Linked DNA regions of Homo sapiens: regions 2 and 3 are each linked to region 1. The links are chromatin contacts, found by Hi-C or POLR2A ChIA-PET in ENCODE. All regions are on one chromosome and are shown on one strand. The core of a region is the stretch at or near the end of the contact, and the rest is flanking DNA. Distances in the headings are between cores, read along the strand shown. Region 1 holds the start of NUP88 (nucleoporin 88). Region 2 holds the start of NAA38 (N-alpha-acetyltransferase 38, NatC auxiliary subunit). Region 3 holds the start of RPL26 (ribosomal protein L26).

The links. A loop is a pair of places that touch in the nucleus more often than their neighbours do. ChIA-PET counts read pairs that join two places held with the same protein, here RNA polymerase II (POLR2A). Pooled maps may share reads with other maps.
Region 2: a loop to region 1 is called in a pooled map, with 12 times the contacts of the local background. The contact joins the promoter of NAA38 here to the promoter of NUP88 in region 1. A Hi-C loop is called at or near these places in 1 of 168 maps with a recorded cell type or tissue (B cell) and 6 of 50 pooled maps. POLR2A ChIA-PET finds 5 or more read pairs at or near these places in 1 of 52 experiments (activated CD4-positive, alpha-beta T cell).
Region 3: a pooled map shows a loop between it and region 1 (8-fold over the local background). The contact joins the promoter of RPL26 here to the promoter of NUP88 in region 1. A Hi-C loop is called at or near these places in 4 of 50 pooled maps. POLR2A ChIA-PET finds 5 or more read pairs at or near these places in 2 of 52 experiments (CD8-positive, alpha-beta memory T cell and naive thymus-derived CD8-positive, alpha-beta T cell).

Annotation. Positions count from the first base shown.
Region 1 is chr17:5,418,130-5,421,097 of GRCh38, reverse strand. It overlaps NUP88 (nucleoporin 88), which reads left to right and starts at 1,436. Exons shown (of 17, transcript NM_002532.6): 1 at 1,436-1,744. The coding sequence starts at 1,448. It overlaps RPAIN (RPA interacting protein), which reads right to left and starts at 916. Exons shown (of 7, transcript NM_001033002.4): 1 at 807-916. The coding sequence starts at 887. RefSeq lists enhancers at 645-864, 875-994, 724-1,261, 1,262-1,799, 1,435-2,074.
Region 2 is chr17:7,855,903-7,858,934 of GRCh38, reverse strand. It overlaps NAA38 (N-alpha-acetyltransferase 38, NatC auxiliary subunit), which reads left to right and starts at 1,376. Exons shown (of 3, transcript NM_001320925.4): 1 at 1,376-1,552; 2 at 1,737-1,920; 3 at 2,092-2,250. The coding sequence starts at 1,472. The coding sequence ends at 2,204. It overlaps CYB5D1 (cytochrome b5 domain containing 1), which reads right to left and starts at 932. Exons shown (of 4, transcript NM_144607.6): 1 at 641-932; 2 at 456-532; 3 at 111-329. The coding sequence starts at 800. It overlaps TMEM88 (transmembrane protein 88), which reads right to left. Exons shown (of 2, transcript NM_203411.2): 2 at 2,836-3,032. RefSeq lists enhancers at 1-816, 622-841, 1,170-1,464, 1,192-1,561, 817-1,679 and 2 more.
Region 3 is chr17:8,381,853-8,384,552 of GRCh38, reverse strand. RPL26 (ribosomal protein L26) reads left to right here and starts at 1,360. Exons shown (of 4, transcript NM_000987.5): 1 at 1,360-1,396; 2 at 2,238-2,410. The coding sequence starts at 2,243. RefSeq lists a silencer at 766-1,035 and enhancers at 467-1,184, 1,436-1,605, 1,185-1,902.

The DNA of each region.
Region 1 (2,968 bases), core at 187-2,686:
ACCATATTTTTTATTCTAGCTTGCCAGTTTCCTTAATGGTTGTGTGCATAATATCTCAGCATCCAATGTCCTATTACAGAACATTTATATTCCTTCCAAATTCTTGCTACTCTAGATATGGCTGGGTAACGGCCTTCCTGCACAGCAGCGTTTCTGAACTCAGGGAGGTTTTGTCCCCCAAGGAACATTTGGCAATGCTTGGAGACATTTCTGGTTGTCACAATTCTAGTTATAGGACTATTAGCATCTAGTGGGTGGAGGCCCGAGACGTGGCTTAAACAACCCTCCACAACATATAAATATCTCCCTCAAAATGTCCATTGTCAAGGCTGAGAAACTCTGCTGTATCTGCTATCTTTCTTGCGTCGGGTTACTTTCTTGGACATTACTTACTAATAACCACACTGTGTTCAGAAGAGGCCAGAACTGAGGTGGAGCCCTCTTCTAAGCCTCATTTTACTACTCTCTAGAATAGAAATCATCTCTATCTCACAAGACGAACGTAGACAAAGTGCCTCTCTCGGTGGCCACCTCCGCAGCAACAGTAGGTAGTGTTATTGCAGAGGTGCAAACGGTGATGTCCTGACCACAATTTAAATTCAAAACAAAATCGAATCCAAAAACAAGGCTTTCTAGGACTTGACCGACCCGGGCTAATCCCACACTCTACAGTCAGCAGGCCTGGGTTTGACCAGACCAGGCGCGCTGCGGCACCTGCTCCACGGAGCAGGGCTAAGGCGAAGGCAGGGAAGACGGCGGTCACCGGGACGATCTAGGGTAGACCACTGCACAAACCCCATACCCACCTGCCGGAAAGCCTCTTTCCAAGGCGGCGAGCCCACCAGTTTGTACAGGGAGCGGCGCGGAGACCTCAACGACTCCGCCATCTCCTCTTCGCGGGAGACAAAGCCACAAGACCCGTTCCCTGGAGGCGCGCACAGACCCCTGGGAGGTGTACTTTCCGGGTGCAGACCGCGAATGGATCGCAGCGTATTCTGGGAAGTGTTGTTTTATCGACCGGCCCCACGTGGAGACAGATTTAGGCATCCAAGCGAAATGCGTGAGGCCAGCCCGACCTGCACTGAGGGAGGTAAGTCTTGAGGGAAAGTTCTGGATGCCTGGGTTTACCCAGATGGAGGTGTCCAATAGGCAATTAGATACACAAGTCTCAGGCTCTCCCCAGGTGCTAGATTTCCAGCAGCACCACCATTATGTTGACTTCTCGTCCCGCCCCCTTGGGCTTCAGAAATAATGGTGATTGGCTTTCCCTTGGTGACGCCCCTGCTTGGTGGGCTGGCCTCGCCTTCGCCCCCCGACCTGGCACGAGCCTCTCGAGCTTCCGGGCCGTCTGCTCGGTGATTGGCCGAAACAGTGAGTGGACGGCCGCGGATTGGCTGTGCTCAGCGGCGGGCTGAGCAACTGGAGTGAGGGGAGCAGTTGGGCCAAGATGGCGGCCGCCGAGGGACCGGTGGGCGACGGCGAGCTGTGGCAGACCTGGCTTCCTAACCACGTCGTGTTCTTGCGGCTCCGGGAGGGACTGAAAAACCAGAGTCCAACCGAAGCTGAGAAACCAGCTTCTTCGTCGTTGCCTTCGTCGCCGCCGCCGCAGTTGCTGACGAGAAACGTGGTCTTTGGCCTCGGCGGAGAGCTTTTCCTGTGGGACGGAGAAGACAGCTCCTTCTTAGTCGTTCGCCTTCGGGGCCCCAGCGGCGGCGGCGAAGAGCCCGCCCTGTCCCAGTACCAGGTAATGCCAGGCCGATCTTGGAAGTGACCCTCACCGGGATCGGAACCAGTCTTTTTTGTTCCTTGCTCCTCTTGGCTGTTTTTCATCTTGTGGCAGGCGTTCCAGCGGATTGACTCCGACGCTGCCATACGCGGTCGCGGGGACTCAGGCTCTCTCGATGCTTACGGCCTGGAGGCCTGGGAGGAAGGAAAGGGTCATTGAATATTCAATAAAAATACTAGTGACGGATGAGTGCTCTGGAGAAAAACAAAGCGGGCTAAAGGGGTTGAGAACGAGTGGGCGGAGTTGCTATTTTTAGTTTCGTCGAGAGAAACCTGTTTCCTGATGTGACGCTTATAATAGGTTAGATCGTAACTTTCTCTTGCGTTGTGCACAGCAAGTCAGGTTGCAGGTTTCAAAGCACCACGCTTCATGCTTGACATGGAGGAGGAAGTCTCTGTTAATTCTTACCCCCGTAACGCCCGCTTTAGAAAATAAAGCCATACCCAAAATGGGGATTTTTGTTTTTGATTAGCCGACAGCATGTGAAAATGGGTGTGATCCAGAAAGTATTACACACTTGCCGTGGTCAAATATTGGTTTATGGAAATGTTTATTTGTAATACACAGATTCTCTTAAAGATGAAAAAGAGCTTGGTACTCATTCTAAGGTATGACATCTGTTGTGTGCCCGGTCCAATTCTTGTTACCGAGAAGTGATTTAATTTTAATAAGACGCTAGCAATGCTTCTGCAGTTTTGAAAATAGGGCAGGAGTCTACAGTCTACTTATTTACCCAATTTCAGTTAAAAAGAATTATGAAGGCCGGGCGCGGTGGCTCACGCCTGCAGTCCCAACACTGGGAGGCAGAGGCAGGTGGATCACCTGAAGTCAGGAATTCGAGACCAGCCTGGCCAACATGGTGAAACCCCGTCTCTACTAAAAATACAAAAATTAGCCAGGTGTAGTGGCGCGCCCTTGTAATCCCAGCTACTCAGGTGCCTGAGGCAGGAGAATCGCTTGAACCTGGGAGGAGGAGGTTGCAGTGAGCTGAGATCACGCCCCTGCACTACAGCCTGGGCAACAGAGCAAGACTGTGTCTCAAAAAATAATAATAATTACCAAATGTGCAGCACGCAGTATTCTAATAACATTCTATACTGCTGTGTAGCATTTGACATAATCATAACTTAATTATTTATAATTATTTTGTGTCTTTTTTTTTTTTTTGAGATGGAGTTTCGC
Region 2 (3,032 bases), core at 127-2,626, 2.4 Mb before region 1:
AGAAAATACACTCCCACCGGTTATGGAAAAAATGTTGCCCTGAAGATCGGCCTGGAGATTTGCTGGGATTCCCCATTCCTTCTAACCTGCTCCTTGTCACCAGTTCTCACCTCCAGTGTGTGCTCCTGCGACGTGAGCGTGTTAATGATGCGGATGCTCCGGGTCTTGGCAGACAGCCGCCCCACCTCATAATACGACCCCTGCCACCAGGGCTTCCCAAAATCGTTGGCCCAGTCCGAACAGGGCAGCTGAGGCGGAACGTGCACAAAGCGGCCCCGCGGGGTGCAGTACCTCAGGCAGCCGGTCAGCGGATCTATGTGCTTGCGGATCTTTAAAGGAGGGTTTGGGGCGAGGGTGTCAGAGCAGCCATTAGGCTCTGGCTAGCCTCCGCCTTTCCTTCCCATCCCCGCTCTCCATTTCCTCTACCCACAATCCCAGGTTCCAGCATAACTCACGTCTCTGGTCTTTGGATCAAACCAGTGGCTGATATCCTGGCCTGCAACTTCCACGATGGGTTTCAGCAGCAGGTTCCCTTGAAAAGAGCAGCACAGCCACTGTCAATGCCAGCCCTTCGAGAACCAGGCAAACGCGCGCGTGCACACACACACACTCCGGCCCCGGCCCAACGTGTGGCCCTTACCCTTGTATTCCTGTGCCAATGACGTTAGGTCGTACACGCGTCCCAGGTAAGATACCCAGAGGTCTTCGGGCCTGTTATGTTGGGCCACCTCCGCCGGCGTGAAATAGCGACGCTGAAAATACTCCAAGTCTGGCCCAGCCACCAGGCCCCGGCGCGGCATGGCTCTTGCTCTGTCGGTCACTGGATCTCTTGGTTACTCCTTTGCTCCTCAGCACGTACTCACTACTACTACGACCTCCGTCGCGTCCGGGAGCCGAGGGGAGAGCGTTTATCCGCTGACATGGAAACCATTGTCCTTTTCCGGCCACCGTCCACTGAGATAAATATCAGGGGCGGGGTTTGGACTGCACGTGTTCACGGGAAACGTAGTATGAGTCCCGCGTGGGGCATATAAGGATCAAGTAATTGAGTTGCGCCGCTTTCAGGAGTTGCGGGGTGGGGCAGAGAACGAATACGCTCCGTTTTAATTCAGTGGCCTGGGCTACATGGGATATTTAGGACAGACTATCTCTCTGAGACAGAAAAACAAGGGAGGAGGCAGTATGAAAGAATGTATTCTCGCTAAATTCCAGTTTCTAAAGGATGTGTAAGAAACCAGAGGTAAAGGTCTCGCGATATCTTAAGACATCCGGCGTAGTACGCTTCAGTGAGCCACAGCGCTAGAGAAGTAGGAGAAGCTCGCGAGATCTGTGCCGTTGCCGAGGAGACTAGGAGGGGGAGGAGAGGGGATCTCGCGAAAGGAAAGAGGTCGGGAGCGCTCGCGAGATCTCGGACCACCCAACCTGAAAGGTGCTTAGGAAGTTGAAAGGCCCAGAGGAGGCCTCCGGGCAAATGGCCGGAGCTGGACCGACCATGCTGCTACGAGAAGAGAATGGCTGTTGCAGTCGGCGTCAGAGCAGCTCCAGTGCTGGGGTTAGCACGGGCTCTGGTTCTGGGACTGAGGGGCAGTCAAGCAGCAAGATGGAGGGGGTGGGGAACTGCAGCTCCCGGCAGCCTCTGGGCTTTGTGTGAGTGCCCCGCGGGCTGCCGGGAGCTGTGGTTCCGCGGGCGGGCAGCCTGGGCTGCGCGGTCTGAGCGCTTGTTACACCCCGCGCAGGATTCGGACGGAGAGCGCGAGGACTCGGCGGCTGAGCGCGCCCGACAGCAGCTAGAGGCGCTGCTCAACAAGACTATGCGCATTCGCATGACAGATGGACGGACACTGGTCGGCTGCTTCCTCTGCACTGACCGTGACTGCAATGTCATCCTGGGCTCGGCGCAGGAGTTCCTCAAGCCGTCGGGTCAGTGCCCGGGGAATGCACACCCGCCTGGTAATGTGGCGGAACCTTACGCAAGGCATTTCCCCTTAAGGGCCTGGCTGCAACCCTTGTTTTCTGGGGCTCGTTTTCGTGGCTCAGAGGGGCGGGACTGATTCTGGCCTACTTTCCTGATGCTCTGATCCTTCTTTCCAGATTCCTTCTCTGCCGGGGAGCCCCGTGTGCTGGGCCTGGCCATGGTACCCGGACACCACATCGTTTCCATTGAGGTGCAGAGGGAGAGTCTGACCGGGCCTCCGTATCTCTGACCACGATGGCGCTTACCTTTCAGACTTCATTAAACTTATGACCGAATGGGCCTGTGTCTGTGTGTAGCTGGGATGCCGGTGCAGGATAGCACACCCCATCCCTAGAGGAAAGGGCTCATCTGAAGTCGGGAGCACCCTCAACCCTCCTCTCCCAACCAAGATGTCCAGGGGTGCCAAAGGTTCTCTCAAGTTCAGGGGTAGAGATGGGGGGCAGGGCTGAATGACGGACCAACAGGCCCCAGGGTGGGCCCCTGCATCTTCCCTCCCACGGCTGCTGCTCCAGAATTGTGGCGGGAGGGGGTGTCATCCTGCTCCGGAAGGCCCATTGTTTCCCACCCCGGCCTGGCAACACCGAGTTCCTCTAAGCTGGGGTCAGAGAACGGGCTCAGGTCCCCAAGGGGAGCAGCGGCAGGCGGCCGAGGCTGGGCCCCTCCACTCTATTGAGGGGGAGGTGCCTGGGGTCAGGAACAGATCTCTGAGGTCTGGCCAGGAAGAACGGACAAAAGCGATAAGGCCAGGGGGCTCAAGGATGCTCCTCTCTGCTCATTTGTAGCCCTGGCACATGTTTCCTGTTCCTCGGCACAGGGCAGGGGTGATAGTACTTGTGCCACGCCTCTGTTCGCAGAGCGCGTTCAGTTCGTTAAATCTTTATTGATGCGTGGACACTCCTTCCCCTCCAGCCCCGCCCCCCAGCCCCAGAAATACTAGAGAAGCTGCACCATAAAACGAGGGCACGAGATTGTTGTCCCATTCACGACGGAGCTGAGGGGGAGGTGTGCAGGTTCCAGCCTAGATGTTCAGGATTGAGATGTGGGTCGTGAAAGGAAA
Region 3 (2,700 bases), core at 111-2,610, 3.0 Mb before region 1:
GTCCCCACACTCAGAAGGCTCACTACGTCTTCGGTATTCTTGTGAAACGCCTGTCCTCTGTCACTGTGACACCCGTGTCATTCATTCAGCAGAAGCCGTTCAGCGCCGGTGCCTGCTGCACTGCCGCTGCCTCAGAAACCATTTGCAGGGGCCGGGCGCGGTGGCTCACGCCTGTAATCCCAGCACTTTGGGAGGCTGAGGCGGGCGGATTGCCTGAGGTCGGGAGTTCGAGACCAGCCTGGCCAACATGGTGAACCCTCGTCTCTACTAAAACTACAAAAATTAGCCGGGCGTGGTGGCGGGCGCCTGTAATCCCAGCTACTCAGGAGGCTGAGGCAGGAGAACCCGGGAGGCGGAGGTTGCAGTGAGTGGAGATCGTGCCAGTGCGCTCCAGCCTGAGCAACAAGAGCGAAACTGTCTCAAAAAGAAGAAAAAGACACACACACACACACACACACACACACACACACACACACACACACACACACACACACACACACACGAAGAAGAAGAAAAGAAACCATTTGCAGGGAGCGCACGGCTTCCGTCTGGTCCTGAACTGGACGCAAACAGGCCGAGCATTTAGAAACCCGCGCAGCTCCCCGCACCGAGAGGCTTCCTCTCGCCTGGCTCCTTCGAAGCGTGGTCTGGACCAGCACCTCCCACAGCACTGGGGGCGCCTTGGAAACGCGGCCTTGGACCTATTTCCGCGGGGGCAGGCGGCGATCGGTGGCCCTGGTCCTCGCAAGGCCCCTCACCACCCAGAACTGAATCTCTGGCGGGCCCTGCTGTGCGGTCAGCAGACGCCCAGGTGCAGGGGCGGTGGCCGGCGTCGCGGTGGAGCTCGTTAAAGTACCGGCACGCTGGCCGCGCCCACGCCACGGGCGGGAGGGGACGGTGAGTGCAGGGACCCAGGCGACCGGCCGGCCGGCGTCCCCGCGCCTCCTGGCGGCCAGAAGCAGGGCCTGCGCTTCCCCGGCTAAGGGGTGCCGGCCCCCGCCCCGGCACCTGGGAGTGAAGGTACCAGCGGGTCTCCTGGGCGGTCTCCTGGGGCCGCTCGTTCCTTCATCACCCCCAGGGGCAGTTGGACCCTGAGCAGCCTTAGCCAATAGCCCCGGGACTACCCTTCCCAGAGGATTCAGCGGCAGCACCCGGGTCTCGGAAGGGAGACACTAGGACCTGGAGGAGGGGAGTTTTGCAATCCCTCGCAGTTCCCCTCCTAGCCACTAGGTGACACTAGCCATAAATTTATTTCCCAGTTTACTCCCCTCGCTCAAACTCCGCGCCCCTCTCGCTCCGAGAGACATAGGTCTCGCGAGATCTTTGGTAAACTTACAGAACCGGAAGCAGCGTGTAGTTCTCTTCCCTTTTGCGGCCATCACCGAAGCGGGAGCGGGTAAGGATTCGGCGGGCAAGCGGGTGTAATCAGCAGCCATCCGTTCTTGGGCATGGTGGCTTCCGACCGCGGGGACCCCGAGAGTCTCTTGTCGGCCGAGTAGCAGCCAGGAAGGAGAGACTGGGATGGTTTTTTATCTGTTGCTTTCTTAAATCAAGGGCCGCCGGGCCGGAGATGGATGGAGGGACCGGGGATTTGGGAACTCGAAAACGAGCTGAGGGAAGGGAGCCTGTGGAAATAGACTGGAGTCTGGGTAGTGTCGTTTCCTAGAGAATGGTCTCGAAGTAACTTCTCGGTAAAGTCTTCACGGAATTTCCAGACCACACTTGCCCACTGGGAGGCTTTTAGGACCCGAGACGTGTGCAGGCTTTTCCAGGTTCGGGTTGGTGGGCCTTATTCATTTTGGCGGGGCTATACGTATTCACTCTTAAGCCTGTAGAAGATGAACGTTGATTGTACCTTCTAAAACGTGAGGTTATAGTTAAGAGAATTGCGTTGTCGGTCTGCTCAGCAGAGATGTAAGTCCAGTCTTGATTTCCTCAGGCACTACTTGAGGAGTTGGGAGAGTGTAACTAAAAGGTCTTATAACTAGGACAAGTGTTTTTGATGCAAAAGTCTTTAGTCCGTAAACATATACAGAAAACACCCGAATAAAACAAAAAATAAAAAGTTTCGAGCTTCGGTTGATAGGCCCTTCCGATCAAACAGTTTTTGTTGAAGTTGCACAACATGACACTGCCTATGATCATTCTAGACTATCAAGATAAAATCATTGCGGTTATTTGTTTGGAAGCTGGATGAGATTTTGGTCATTTAAGAGTCTTTTTAACTTTTTATTTAGCCAAAATGAAGTTTAATCCCTTTGTGACTTCCGACCGAAGCAAGAATCGCAAAAGGCATTTCAATGCACCTTCCCACATTCGAAGGAAGATTATGTCTTCCCCTCTTTCCAAAGAGCTGAGACAGAAGTACAACGTGCGATCCATGCCCATCCGAAAGGATGATGAAGTTCAGGTGTGTATCCCTACTTGTTCTCGTTGTCTTGATGGATATTTTACGCACTTAGCTTAGAAGAGAGATTGCATTCCTGAGAAAGATGCTTCTGAGACTCTTGCTCCCAAAGAGTGGCAAGATGAGTTGAGCCAGGGACCAAAAAACAGTAAGTAAGCTGCTTTTCAGTTTTTAATTGTATTATTTGGTGAAAATCTTTTTTTTTTTTTTTTTTGAGATGAAGTCTCGCTCTTGTCCCCCCCAGGCTGGAGTGCAGTGGTGCCATCTCAGCTCACTGCAACCTTCGCCTCCCG